Regions from separate parts of the Homo sapiens genome. Here region 2 is linked to region 1. Evidence: read pairs that join two places in POLR2A ChIA-PET (ENCODE). Cell type or tissue: OCI-LY7. All regions are shown on one strand. Each heading gives the region's core, and the rest is flanking DNA. Links, peaks and the distances in the headings are about the cores only. Region 1 has its middle 5.3 kb from the start of MYB. Region 2 overlaps LOC105378011 (a long non-coding RNA gene).

Evidence for each region. ChIA-PET counts read pairs that join two places held together with the same protein. Peaks named below come from ENCODE experiments on the same cell type or tissue, not always from the same donor. Only the 100,000 strongest peaks of a DNase experiment are listed, where the experiment ranks them.
Region 2: POLR2A ChIA-PET joins it to region 1 with 10 read pairs; 8 of 35 experiments call an interaction of 5 or more read pairs at or near these places.

What each region holds. Positions count from the first base shown.
Region 1 is chr6:135,172,623-135,179,321 of GRCh38, forward strand. No RefSeq gene overlaps it. Among named protein-coding and RNA genes, the nearest start is that of MYB, 5.3 kb to the right of the region's middle. In OCI-LY7, for the core only: no CTCF peak of the experiment used is centred there; a DNase peak (open chromatin) is centred at 4,069.
Region 2 is chr6:135,227,964-135,234,662 of GRCh38, forward strand. All of the region lies in intron 1 of LOC105378011 (a long non-coding RNA gene), which reads right to left. Among named protein-coding and RNA genes, the nearest start is that of MIR548A2, 7.8 kb to the right of the region's middle. RefSeq lists enhancers at 6,110-6,269, 6,280-6,349. In OCI-LY7, for the core only: a CTCF peak has its summit at 2,274; no DNase peak of the experiment used is centred there.

The sequences.
Region 1 (6,699 bases), core at 2,521-5,020:
CAGATAAATATACAATGATAAAGTAGGAGAGACAGAAATAAGATTCAGAAAAATAATATGTGAAACATCATGCTTTAAAAGAAAAACAGTTCCAAAGTCATATTGCCAAACAGACAGAAATCTATCCAAATCATAGAAATAAAGCACTACAAGTAAGCTTAAAATTATGATTTTGCTATCATTTGTAAGGTTATCAACCTTTATCTGAGGACAGAATTGAATCCCTTTGAAGGACTCACAATACAGGAAGAATTACAAGAACATAAAGGCATAGGAGTTAAAAGTTGAAGGCTGCCAGAGAGTAGCGGAAAGAACTTTGGATTTGGAACAAAAAAACCTTCATTTAAACAGTCCCAGCTCTGGTAAATGTTATCTGTGTGACCTTGTGCAAATTACTTCACCTGTTTCAATTTCAGTTACTTGACCTGGAATTGAGGAAAATAATACCTGCGGGGGAGACATAGGCAGAAAGGCATGAACTGCTGTGAGGATTAAATGATATAATATATGGCACAGCCTGTTGTAATCTCTAAAGCCAAATATAACGTGCTAATAAGTATATTAAATAAAAAATAAATAAAACAGCTCCAACTAGTTCTCATCAGTTGTCATCAGCACAACAAAGATTTATGTACGTACTTATGTTCAAGACCCCGTTCTAGGAACTGAGTAGGTAGAAAGGTAAAAGATACTGTCTCTCCTCTCTGACCTATAATGAAGGCTCCAGATGAAATAAGACACATTTATAAATAGATAGATAGATGATGCTTAGATAGATAGATAGGTAATAGATGACAGATAGATAGATAGATAGATAGATAGATAGATACATAGATAGATACATAGATAGATACATAGATAGATAGATGATAGCAAAGAAAGGTAACATAGGCCATACACTCAACAAGAGTCAGGGAAGGTAGGTATTAACACAACTCACAGGTGGGAGAAATGACTGTGGATTAGCAAGGTCCAAGAAGGCTTCAGAAGGAAGATTTGGACTTCAGCAGGGCCTGAAGAATGGGTAGCACTTACATAAGCAGAGAGGAGAAAGGAAGGCATTGCAGGCAGGAGGCATGCTTGTAACCAAAGGCCTGAGATTGCCAATGGTTTTTTGGGGGAGGAAACAGAGTGAACAGAGTATGATAAGAGATAAGGCTGAAAGGTAGGTTGTGTTCTAAGGCAAAATGGCATGCAGTCAGTGTGCCCGTCAAGCCCTGCAGGTTGTCTATAGCCAGGCCCACTCTGATTGGCCAATACATGAGCCACTTCAGGTATTAAATACTATCACCCCTGGGGGTAAGGTTGTCTGGGCACAGAGGCCAGAGCAAGCTCAGTATAGGGAATGCCAAGTTAAGGAGTTCAGATCTCTATCTTGTCAACATTAGGGAGCCAGTTAAGGGTATTTAAACAGATGACTAACATGCTAAAAGTGAGTATAATGAGATTATTGAGCAGTGGGATGCAGAATGCATGGGGGAAAAGTGGCCACAGGGTGGAAAATTAATTAGGGGGCTGTTATGGTAGTTCAGGGTGAAGTAATAATAGCCTAGAAGAAGGTGGTGACAATAGAAAGAGAAAACAGGCCCTGAATGTGCAGGAATCATCTAGTAAAAGTTCCACTTCTTTCTTTCTGCAGGCCCAAGCCTTGCACAGTGCCCAACACTAAGTAAACACATGTGTTTATCAACTATAAGGAACTATGGAAACATTGTCAGGGATACAAAGGTAAATTGAGAGACCTGAGTATTTAAGAAAGAAACAGAATATTAAAGACTGGAAACATTTTTAAAGATCTCTACTGCAGCCTCCATGGATTGAAGGTTTGAAATATGAGGCTCAGAGAAACTGTGTGCTGCTCATACATTTGATGAACCTGCCTTAAACACCCTGTTATTTGTTATTCCAATAAGCCCCTAAATGTTATTAATCTTTTGTTGTTGTTGTTTCTATTAGCATTTCTACTAATAAAAGCTTACTGTTTTGTTGACTAACTTTGAAAGCTGCTATTTTACATTTATAACATATGTGGGAAAGTATAGAGAAGGAGGGGAATTGACTAAGAACAGTTGTGAGAAGAGATAAGAGAGAAATTACATCTGTAGGCCGGGTGCAGTGTCTCACGCCTGTAATCACAACACTTTGGGAGGCCCAGGCAGGCGGATCACGAGGTCAGGAGTTCAAGACCAGCCTGGCCAACACAGTGAAACCCCGTCTGTACTAAAAATACAAAAATTAACTGGGCGTGGTGGCAGGCGCATGTAATCCCAGCTACTCGGGAGGCTGAGGCAGGAGAATTGCTTGAACCAGGAAGTCAGAGGTTGCAGTGAGCCGAGATCGTGCCATTGCACTCCAGCCCAGGTGACAGAGCTAGACTCCGTCAAAAAAAAAAAAAAAGAAAGAAAGAAAGAAAGAAAGAAATTACATCTGTAAACTGGTCTTGAAGAATTTCCCCGAAAGCTTTAAAAAGATAGGACTGTCACTTGGAGAAAAGTTAACGATTCCATAAAACAGATATTCTAAAGCAGAAAGAGGTAAGACCTTCATCCTCTACAGCAATGTTTTTCAAACTGCGATTCACTACCTATAAACAGAGCACGAAAACAACTTTGGGATCCTGACCAGAATGAAGAGAAGAGAAGAGAAGAGGTCTCAGATTGCATGCTTGGTAGTAAGGGGTAAGTATTGTTTTGTGAAACTTTTAAAAATTATTATTTAATAGGGACAAGGTCTCACTATGTTGCCCAGGCTGGTCTCAAACTCCTGGTCTCAAGCAATCCTCCCACCTCGGCATACCAAAAAAGTGCTGGGATTACAGGTGTGAGCCACCACACATGGCCAGAACTTTTCTTAGCTCTGTGTGTGTGTGTGTGTGCGTGTGCGTTGAGATAGGATGTAAGATGTGCTTCTTATCGTGTCACATATAAAAATATTTGAGGCCGGGTGCAGTGGCTCACGCCTGTAATCCCAACACTTTGGGAGGCTGAGGCGGGTGGACCACCTGAGGTCAGGAGTTCGAGACCAGCCTGGCCAACATTGTGAAACCCCGTCTCTACTAAAAATACAAAATATTAGCTGGGCGTGGTGGAAGGTGCCTGTAATCCCAGCTACTCGGGAGGCTGTGGCAGGAGAATCGCTTGAACTCGGGAAGCGGAGGTTGTCGTGAGCCAAGATCGCACCATTGCACTCCAGCCTGAGCAATAAGAGCGAGACTCTGTCTCAAAACATATATGTATATACGTATGTGTGTGTGTATTTGAAAGCCACCTTTTCCTCAAATAAATCAAAGCCTTTCAAAATCAGTTGAAAAAATACAGAATTTTATTAAAAGAAGAAAACATTTGTGTGTGTGTGTATATATATATATAACTTTCTTTATTCCCCAACAGGTCTCTCCACCCAGCCTCTACCTCTCAGTCTCAGCCCTGTCTTTTAACCTCTTAAATATTATCCAAAGACTTTCCCTTGGTCAGATCTCTACATTAGCAACTCTATGAAATAGCACAGTTGTTGCCTTCATGTAAATAAACTCTTAAATAAAGCATTTATTTGATGTGCTACTGGTGAATGTTTAACAATCAGTTTTCCAATAAGAAAAAGCCCTTATTTGTAGCACTTGCCATTTCCTGTGGTGTAAATACTCCAACTAGAGCCAATTTCAAGTTACTAACATTACATCACTACATATGAAATTGGAAAGAGATGCACAACAGCACATATTACATTGTGTGATAGACATAAATAACCTCAAGTATGTAGATAATAGGAAAATGTCATAAAATAGGAAGTGATGAGTTTTGAATATTTATTGTCTTTTAAAATAAAATATATTTAACTGTAAGTTTATATAATTTACTTTTTAATAATGGCTGTGTCTAACAATTAACTCACAAAATTTAGCTCCCGTGTATTCCTGACCCAGCTTGACTTCGCCAGCAGGCTCTGATCCCACACTCTCTACCACCTGCTGAACAACTCTACCCGGATGTCTTCCATAAGAAACCACAAATTTAACATACCGAAATCTAAACATGCTTTCCTCTTTGAATCTCCCAGTGCATACTTCTCTTCGCCTCTTGACTTCCCTATTTCTATTAATGGTGCCTCTAATATCCTTAGCAACCCAATCAGTTGCTAAGTCTTGAAGGCTCTGCCTATGTTCTTCTGATCTGCCTCCTCCTTTTCATTCCACTTACGGTTACTGTCCTACCCCAGACAATTACCTAGCCTCTTCCCCTTGTCTCTTCTCACTCCAATCTATCTGACAATACTGATAGATTAATCTTCCACACACACAGCTCTGATAATATAGCTTTGCTATTCAACGCACATACATGAATCCGGCCTTCAAAGCTCTCCTTGCTTCAGGCAATCTGGCTAGCTCCTTCTTTCCTGTGCTGGGAACATGCCTTGTGGATTCTGATTGTGTGATTTTGCTCTCACTTTTGACTTTCTCTGGACTGTCCTTCCCTCTTTATGGAAAGACTCATAACTTTTATACAAGACAGCTCAAACAACAATAAAAATATGTGGGTTGGTTGTCATAGGAATATGTAAGTTGATGAGAATCTGGAGAGCGGAAACAAACAAGAAGTGCCAAATCCAGGAATCATTTTAAAATAAAAATTTATTTGGTCACTATCTGTTATGGAGGTTCTATGAAACATACTACACTGTTATGGAGGTTCTATGAAACATGCTACACTGAGGTAGCACTTAGTCCACTGTCATTACTAAAAGATTTTCTGGGGGAGTCAACATGAGATTTATCTCAAAACTATGGATTTCAATTATACATGCCACAGCTTTTCTTCATTAACTGAAATAATTAAGAATTGTCTGCATTTTAACCATTTACTGTAACTATTTCCCTCTTAATGCCCTGAGCCAAACTGGGTTGAGTGGGTGAGGAAAGGTGGGTGGTAGAGACATGGAGCCCCTAATCTGGTCTGTTTTCACCATTGATGAGCCTGATTCATCTTTGGGATGTGGATCACGAGGATTAAAGATCCACCACGTGCCCAGGATTTCCCAGCAATTAGAAGCAAAGAAACTAGAATTTGTATCTTTTATATATATTTTGTCCTTCAGCCCTTCTCCAGTGCTTAGAGTAAAATAAAATCCCTTAAGTGCTTGCTTTTTTCAGCAGGAGAATCCTAATGATGAGCAGCATGTGATCAAGCGATTCCTTTTCCTTCAAGCTGAGGTTGAAGTTCAGTAGCGAAGGAAGAAGGAACAGGCAGCTACAGCCCTCTGGTCAGCAGCACCAACTTTCTCACGGAGTTAAATTAGTTTGGGTTATGGAGAGCCTGAATCTTTAGCCCAGGAGAGGTGAAAGTGAATGAGGGAGAGGAAGGCGGTGAGAGACAAATGGCAAAGGTAAAAGTGGGCTGGGTGCAGTGGCTCACAACTGTAATCCCAGCACTTTGGGAGGCTGAGGCAGGAGGATCAAGCGCTTGAGCCTAGGAGTTTGAGACCAGCTTGGGCAATATGGTGAGACCTCTTCTCAACAAAATATTTAAAAATTAACTGGGCATGGAGGTGCATGCCTGTAGTTCTAGCTACTTGGGAGGCTGAGATGGAAAAATCACTTAAGCCTGGGAGGTGGAGACTACAATGAACTGTGATGGTGCCACTGGACTCCAGCCTGAGCAATAGAGGGAGACCCTGTCTCAAAAATATACATATTTTTTTATTTTTAAAAAAGGTAAAAGTGTATCAAAGCAGTCTGCCTTCACTCTGATACTGAGATTATCAACCAGTGCTCTGCAGACCTTCCATGAAAACTACTGTTAAAGATGCAGATTGTTAGGCCTCATCTCAAACCTACTGAATCATGGTCTCTAGGGGGACAGCCTGGGACTGTGCATCTTTCATGGGTACACCCAGCAATTCTGATACACTCGAAAGCAAGTTTGTCTAACCTGTGACCCGCAGGCTGCATATAGCCAAGGACAGCTTTGAATGCAGCCCAACGCAAATTTGTGAACTTTCTTAAAACATTATGAGTTTTTTTGTGGTATTTCTTTAAGCTCATCAGCTATCGTTAGTGTTAGTATATTTCATGTGTGGCCCTTCTTCCAATGTGGCCCAGGGAAGCCAAAAGATTGGACACTTGGGCTCTAAAGATTGAGGATCACTGCTCTAGTGTTGGCCAACTACTCTAGTGTTGGCCTGCAGACTCAATACAGCCTTTGAGCTAAAAACGGTTTTTACATTTTTAAAGGGTTGTAAAAAAAGACAAAAAGAAAGACAGACAAGGAAAGACACAGAAGAATATACAACATAGCCTACAAAGCATTTACTATCTGGTCTTTTACAAAAGAGTTTTCTGACCCCTTTCTAGTGCACTGCAAATGAAAGGCTGTACCCAAATTTAGCTCCAGTGCAGCCCTGCCACAGCTGAAATAACTGATGTAGCAAGCAGATCTTAAAAAAAAAAGTGATGAAATGTGTAAAGTTGTCATCTAAAAATACTTTTGTAATAATTATAAATGGAGAGAGAAAATGTATAAATACAAACATTCTGTAATGAGTTTAAAAATATAGTTTCATCCATACAAGAATTTTGATAACTCCATTTGATTCTGTTTTTCCATAAGCTTATCAGATAGCAATATATCCAACATTAGCCTAATAAAATTACTGCATGTGAATTCTTTATTGGACTATGCATATTCCCAAACATATTATTGTCAT
Region 2 (6,699 bases), core at 2,087-4,586, 55 kb after region 1:
ATCTGGCCCACTTCCTGTTTTAATAAATGCAGTTTTATTGGAACACAGCCACACCCTTTTATTTCCCATATTATCTATGGTTAGTTTTCTGCTGCAATGGTGGAGTGAAATAGTTGCAACAGAGACCATGTGACCTCCAAAACCTGAAATATTTACTATCTGGCCCTTTACAGAAAAAAAGTTTGTGACCCCAGCCCTAGAAGAAAAGTAATCAAAAATCACAATGGCAGTATTAGTGGTGAAGATAATGGATTCTGCTTCAGTTAAACAGTGTAACTGAGCTTATGATTTTTCTTTTCCTTCTTTTTTTTTTTTTTTTTTGAGATGGAGTTTTGCTCTTGTTGCCCAGGCTGGAGTGCAATGGCGCGATCTTGGCTTACCGCAACCTCCACCTCCTGGGTTCAAGCGATTCCTGCCTCAGCCCCCTGAGTAGCTGGGATTACAGGCATGCTCCACCATGCCCAGCTAATTTTGGATGTTTGTAGAGATGGGGTTTCTCCATGTTGGTCAGGCTGGTCTTGAACTCCTGATCTCAGGTAATCCACCTGCCTCGGCCTCCCAAAGTGCTGGTATTACAGGCGTGAGCCACCGCACCCAGCCGTGATTTTTCTATTACCTAGGTCCTTTTGTTGGCTACACACCATGACTGCTTCTGTTTGGGAGTTGAGAACATCTGGTAGGTTAAATTGGCAATATTTGACTGATTTGACCTACAATATGTGGTCAACTTCATGTGACTCAACCTAATACTTTGGCTTCCTTCAGTGTGTTCAGTTTCAATTCCCCGCTCCCTTTGTAGTCTTCCAGCTACCTCAGTGATTCTTAATCTTAGCTGTGTATTAGAATCATCTGAAGAACTTAAAAAAAAAAAAATCAATGCCCAGGTCACACCCAGGACCAAGTGAAGCCGAATCTCAAGGGGGAGAAACCAAGCCCTTGGTAATTTTGGAAAGCACCCCAGGTGATTCTGAAGTGCAGTAAGGCTTGAGAACTATGGAACTACCAAGAGCTTTTGGCAATACGCATGTGCTAGGTGCTATAGACTCCTTCCAATTGGAGAAAAGAATGTGGACAATTGTAATAAATAATTGGGGCAAGCCGGCATAGTGGTTCTCAAACATTAGCATGCAACCAATCACCTGGTGGGCTTGTGAAAACACAGATTTTTGGTGCCAACCCCTCAGTTTCTGATTCTGTAGGTCTGGGTTGAGGCCCGAGCCTTTGTAATTCTAACAAATTCCCGGGTGACGTTGATACCATTGGTCCAGGACCCACACTTTGAAAACCACTGTACCATTACCATCTTCCGTGGGCCCAGTGCCTAGCTCATAGTAAGTCCTTTGTATGTGTTTGCTGAACAGATAATGGAATTCTGGCGGAGTCTATGCTGGCAATTCGTCTGTGTTAGATGCTAGGATATAGCAGTGAACAAGACAAACAGTATCTGTCCTCATGGAACATACACTCTAGAGAGAAATACATGACCTCAAGAGTGGGTATGAATGCTGCAAAAGGGAAGCATGGAATACTGTAGTGGCCCATAGAAATCACTGAGCCCAGGGCTTCCTAGCCTTCTGAAAATCCCTCTTTTAAATAGCATTTTGCCAAGGTCTATCATCACTAGGTCAACTGGAAAACAGGGAGAGAATGCTCACTTGGAAAGATTGTTGAGTTGTGTGGGGGCAGGAAGACAGAGAGAGAGAGAGAGAAAGCACGTGCACTGCTTGATAAATAAAAAGAAGAGTAAAAAGTGAGCCTCACCAGGAGTCAGATTTAGGTTCCTACTTTGTTCTTATTGCCACTGGCTATAAACATAGGCCTATTTAATCAATTATGAAATTAGATTGCCTCTAATATATCTATAGTCCTCATAATTCCCAAGAGGAAGGCTATGGAGGTGTGAGTGAAGATTATATAGCTCTTTCCTCTGCCCCCCTCACATACATACAGTGTCCAGAGTGCTAGCCCATCTTAGAATTAGAGGTCTCCACTTCCAGTTATTTGAGCTACTTAAGATTGCAAAGACCCAAGACACATTCAGACTCAGGTGGTCTCAGCTAATGGGGCCTTTCTGTAAGGACACAAAGAGAAGTGTGGGAGAAACAAAAAGGGTTTCAGCAGCAACAATATTCAGGCCTTGAGCTGGTAGGTTGGTTAGCTGGGATACTGCGGTGATTCTGATGGCACAATTTCCCCTTTAATCTTCATTTCCATGGCTCAGTTGCTGTTCCCTCTGCCCACGCAGGTCTACAGGCCCACTAAGAGCACCCCCTGTCTCTCAAAATGGTTACAGCCTCATATTATCTTCATAACCAATAGGATGACAGGATTGTTTTTGATCTGGGCTTAATTTTTGAATTTTTTTTTTTTTTCTTGAGACAGAGTCTCACTCTGTCACCCAGGCTGGAATGCAGTGGTGCAATCTCAGCTCACTGCAAGCTCTGCCTCTCAGGTTCAAGCGATTCTCCTGCCTCAGCCTCCTGAGTAGCTGGGATTACAGGCATGTGCCACCACACCTGGCTAATTTTTGATTTTTAGTAGAGACGGGGTTTCACCATGCTGGCCAGGCTGGTCTTGAACTCCTGGCCTCAGGCGATCTGCCCACCTCGCCCTCCCAAAGTGCTGGGATTACAGGCATGAGCCACCAAGCCCAGCCGATTTTTTTTTCTTTTTTCTTTCTTTTACAAACTAGTATCAGAGGCCCTCATGTTTTTTTTTTAAGCTAAAGTCCCAGTAATCTTGTCCACAGGGAAATCCATGAATAAAGTACTACACCAATAATAGATTTTGGTGGAGTAGAATTTTTCCTGACTGACTACTGCAAGACAATTAGTAAGTTTCTCCACAATTCCCTCCTTCCATCCTCTTCCCATTCCTCTAGTTGTTTTCCTCTGAGTGCTCTCTTAATAGGTATTAACATTTTTTAAACGTCTTCTTATCTCCAAGCAGGATGGTGGTGGTTTTAGCAGGGAGAGGAGGAGTTGCAGGACTACGCTCACTGGAGAAGCTCCCAGCAACCATAATCAGGCAGCCAGAGAGCTCACCCCACCCCATCTACAAAAACAACCAGTATATATTGAAATTTGTGGAGCTCCCTAAGTCACAAGTCTCAAATCTATTTATAATACTGATTATGGGGTCCCTTTGGTTCAATTATTATTTAAGAGAGTAGTCTGGGACATGAAGTAGCATGTGCTTGGGACATAAAATCAATTATAGGGCTATGTGGGCCTTATTCTAGTTGAAAACAGTTGTGGAGTATTTCCAGGGCCCCACTTCCAGAACTCTGCCAGAACCCCAGCTCTGTAGCACATGCTGACTGCTCTTCCTCCTAACTTCTATAATAGCTGAATCATTCTTCTGGAGTTGCCTTGCCTCTTCTCTCCACCACTATATGTGTTTTTTAGTTTTCTCTACTCAGTGGATTTCACCCTCTGTCCCAGATATCTAACCCCTTTGGCAGAGCCGTGAGATAATCTTCTACCCTTCTACAGACCCCTAGTCCATGATTTTCTTTCCTTATCTTTTATCTTTGTTTGTATCACTATAGAGAAGGAAGTCCCAGGAGTTTAAAAAAAAAAAAAAGAAAGAAAGAAAATAAAGACAGACCCAAAATATGACTCAGAATTAGAGCTTCAATGAAGGAACACTCTCTGGGCCACCAGGCAGGAGTTGCATTCTTGCCAACCCTTCCTATGAGCAGGCAGGCAATGCCACCATTCAGACTATGTAAGTCATTTTGAAACTGATTGCAGTTGGCGCTTTTATTGGTGTCCTTCCTTTGAAGTTGACTTACAGATCATTGGTGGTTTTGTCTGCAGAACCTGGTGCCAAGGTGAAGTGAAAAACCTTTGCTCACAAAGCAATATTCTTAACAGTCTTTTGTCCTGGGCTACCTACCTATCCAATTAAAGGTGAATACAGATAGGTTGGTGGATGGATAGGGATGGCTAGATGATTTGATGCTATGCTAGAGCAAGTAGTGTAAGATGTCAATTGTAGATCTAGGCCTAAGTGTATGGGTGTTTGCTTTAAAAATCTTTTGACTAGGAGCAGTGGCTCATGCTTGTAATGCCAGCACTTTGAGAGGCCAAGGCGGGCAGATCACTTGAGGTCAGGAGTTCAAGACCAGCCTGGCCAACACTGGCAAAACCCCATCTCTGCTAAAAATATAAAAATTAGCCGGGTGTGGTGGTGTGCACCTGTAGTTCCAGCTACTCCGGAGGCTGAGGCAGGAGAATCACATGAACCTGGGAGGTGGAGGTTGTAGTGAGCTGGGATCTCACCACTGCACTCCAGACTGGGTGACAGAGCAAGACTCTGTCAAAGAAAAGAAAAAACTTTTGATTTTTCTGGACTTTTAAAATATTCATAATAAAATGTTGACAGGAAGGGTGAACGCCATGCACTAGTAACGTTAGTGGTACATTATAAACATTTGAAAGCTGAGCATACAAGTAAGACTGGAGAGAACTTATGGGATTTTTTGTGGGGTTGTGTGTGTGTGTGTGTGTGTGTGTGTGTGTGTGTGTATGTGTTTGTGTTTTTTGGAGGCATGGTCTGGCTCTGTTGCCCAGGCTGGAGCATAGTGGCACTATCATGGCTCACTGCAACCTCTGCCTCCCAGGCTCAAGCTGTCCTCCTACCTCAGCCTCCTGAATAGCTGGGACTGCAGGCATGCGTCACCACATGGGGCTAATTTTTGTATTTTTTGTAGAGACAGGGTTTCGCCATGTTGCCCAAGCTGCTCTCGAACTCCTGGTCTCAAGTGATCCACCTGCCTCCACCTCCCAAAGTGCTGGGATTACAGGTGTGATCAACTGGACTTGACCTTTTTAAAAAATTAAATGGCTTATACTTATAAGTTAATGATTTCTTTACTCCGTATTTTCTAAATTAAAGACAGATGTTTGACCGGGTATGAAGGCTCATGCCTGTAATCCCAGCACTTTGGGAGGCCAAGGCGGGTGGATCACCTGAGGTCAGGAGTTCGAGACTAGCCTGGACAGCATGGTAAAACCCCATCTCTACTAAAAACACAAAATTAGCCAGGTGTGGTGGCGCGTGCCTGTAATCCCAGCTACTCAGGAGGCTGAAGCAGGAGAATCACTTGAACCAGGGAGGCAGAGGTTGCAGTGAGCTGAGATCGCACCATTGCACTCCAGCCTGGGCAACAAGAACGAAATTCCGTCTCTAAAAAAAAAAATGTGCAAGAAGAGAAATGATTAACATTTTGAAGGCCTTAAAGGAAATATACTATCTGATGCCAAACCTCTGATCATTTACTAACATGCGGAAAAAGGATGAGTTTTGGTGTCAGATGGTAATAAGAACATGCCCTGCCTCTTCCATTATGGGAAGTGACTTCATCTCTCTGAGCCTCAGTTTTTTTCATGTATCATGTGTGTTTTGTGGGGGAGGGTTTGGGGGATAATACCTACATCTTAAAGTTATAAGGTTTAAATGTTCTGTAAGAGATAAAGTAAAAAAGATAAAGTACCCTGTAAATATTACTTAAGAAAAGAAATCAAGTAAAATAATTTTTAACCTAAAAAGACTTTTTTGTTATCCAAACATTTCAGACACGACCCCCAAAATTTGGCCAATGCTGTGTGAATGGCACCACTAGAGGATTTTGAAAGATCAGAGGTCCTGAAGACCCTCAATTAAATTCTCCTTTAAGTCTGAAGCCCCTAAAATGTATCACACATTTAATGGTTTTTTTCCACTCTTAGGAAAAAGATGGAAATAAAATATTGTGGCTTTTAACTGGAGTTCTTCAGTAAATTACACAAAATCTGAGTGTGACTTTCACAGAAAGATACTTTGCCTGTTATTGAAACATATGGAGTCTATCATGCTCGTGAAGTTTCTGTGAGAAACCTTTGTCCCAGACTACTGTTTAATGTTGCTCCCAAGAACAGGGTGGGACTTATCCGTTTGACCTGTCTCCGAAGAGAAATGGAACTATGAGCATATTAGCAAAGCAACCCAAAACTTAGTGTCTTAAAATAACAGCCATAAGTTCCTTCTGGTGAATCTCTAGTTCTGCTGACCTCAGATGCCTTCCCTCAAGCAACTGCCATCTGCTCTGCCTCTGGATTGGGCTGGATGAGGAGCCTGGGCTGTTTGTTCACAAGGCAGCTCAGCAGAGTTTGAAAGGGGCAGGTGGAAGCGTGCATTGTCTCTAGAGATGAGGGCTCAGCACAGACAGTCACTTCTTTTGCAGTCTCTTGGTCTAAGCAGGCCACAGGATCAGCTGAGAGTCAAGCGGAGTGGACACAGACTCCACCACTGCAGAGGGAGCTGAATAATTGCAGCCACTTTTGCAAACAATCCATCAAAGCTAGCACCACAGCAATCCTCTGCACCCTGAAAGGTGCCACCAGAAGGGTCAGCATGTCTTCCCCTTTAAAGCATAAGCACAGTTGTTGAAACAGAATCCAGTTTCAAGATTGCTCATCAAAAGATGAGAAACCTGAAACAAGGAAATCTTGTGAGCAGATGGAAGGCCAGTAAGATAACATCTGAACATTCTATAATATTACTTTGGATGGAGAACAAAATAGCAATAGATAATCTGTTCACTAGTCTCTGAGTCTCCTGACGTCATGAAATTGATGACATCATGATGTCATGATTTATTTTTTAAATATTCAAAATTAGGTCTAACTCAGAAAACAGAGTTATTCCTGTGTT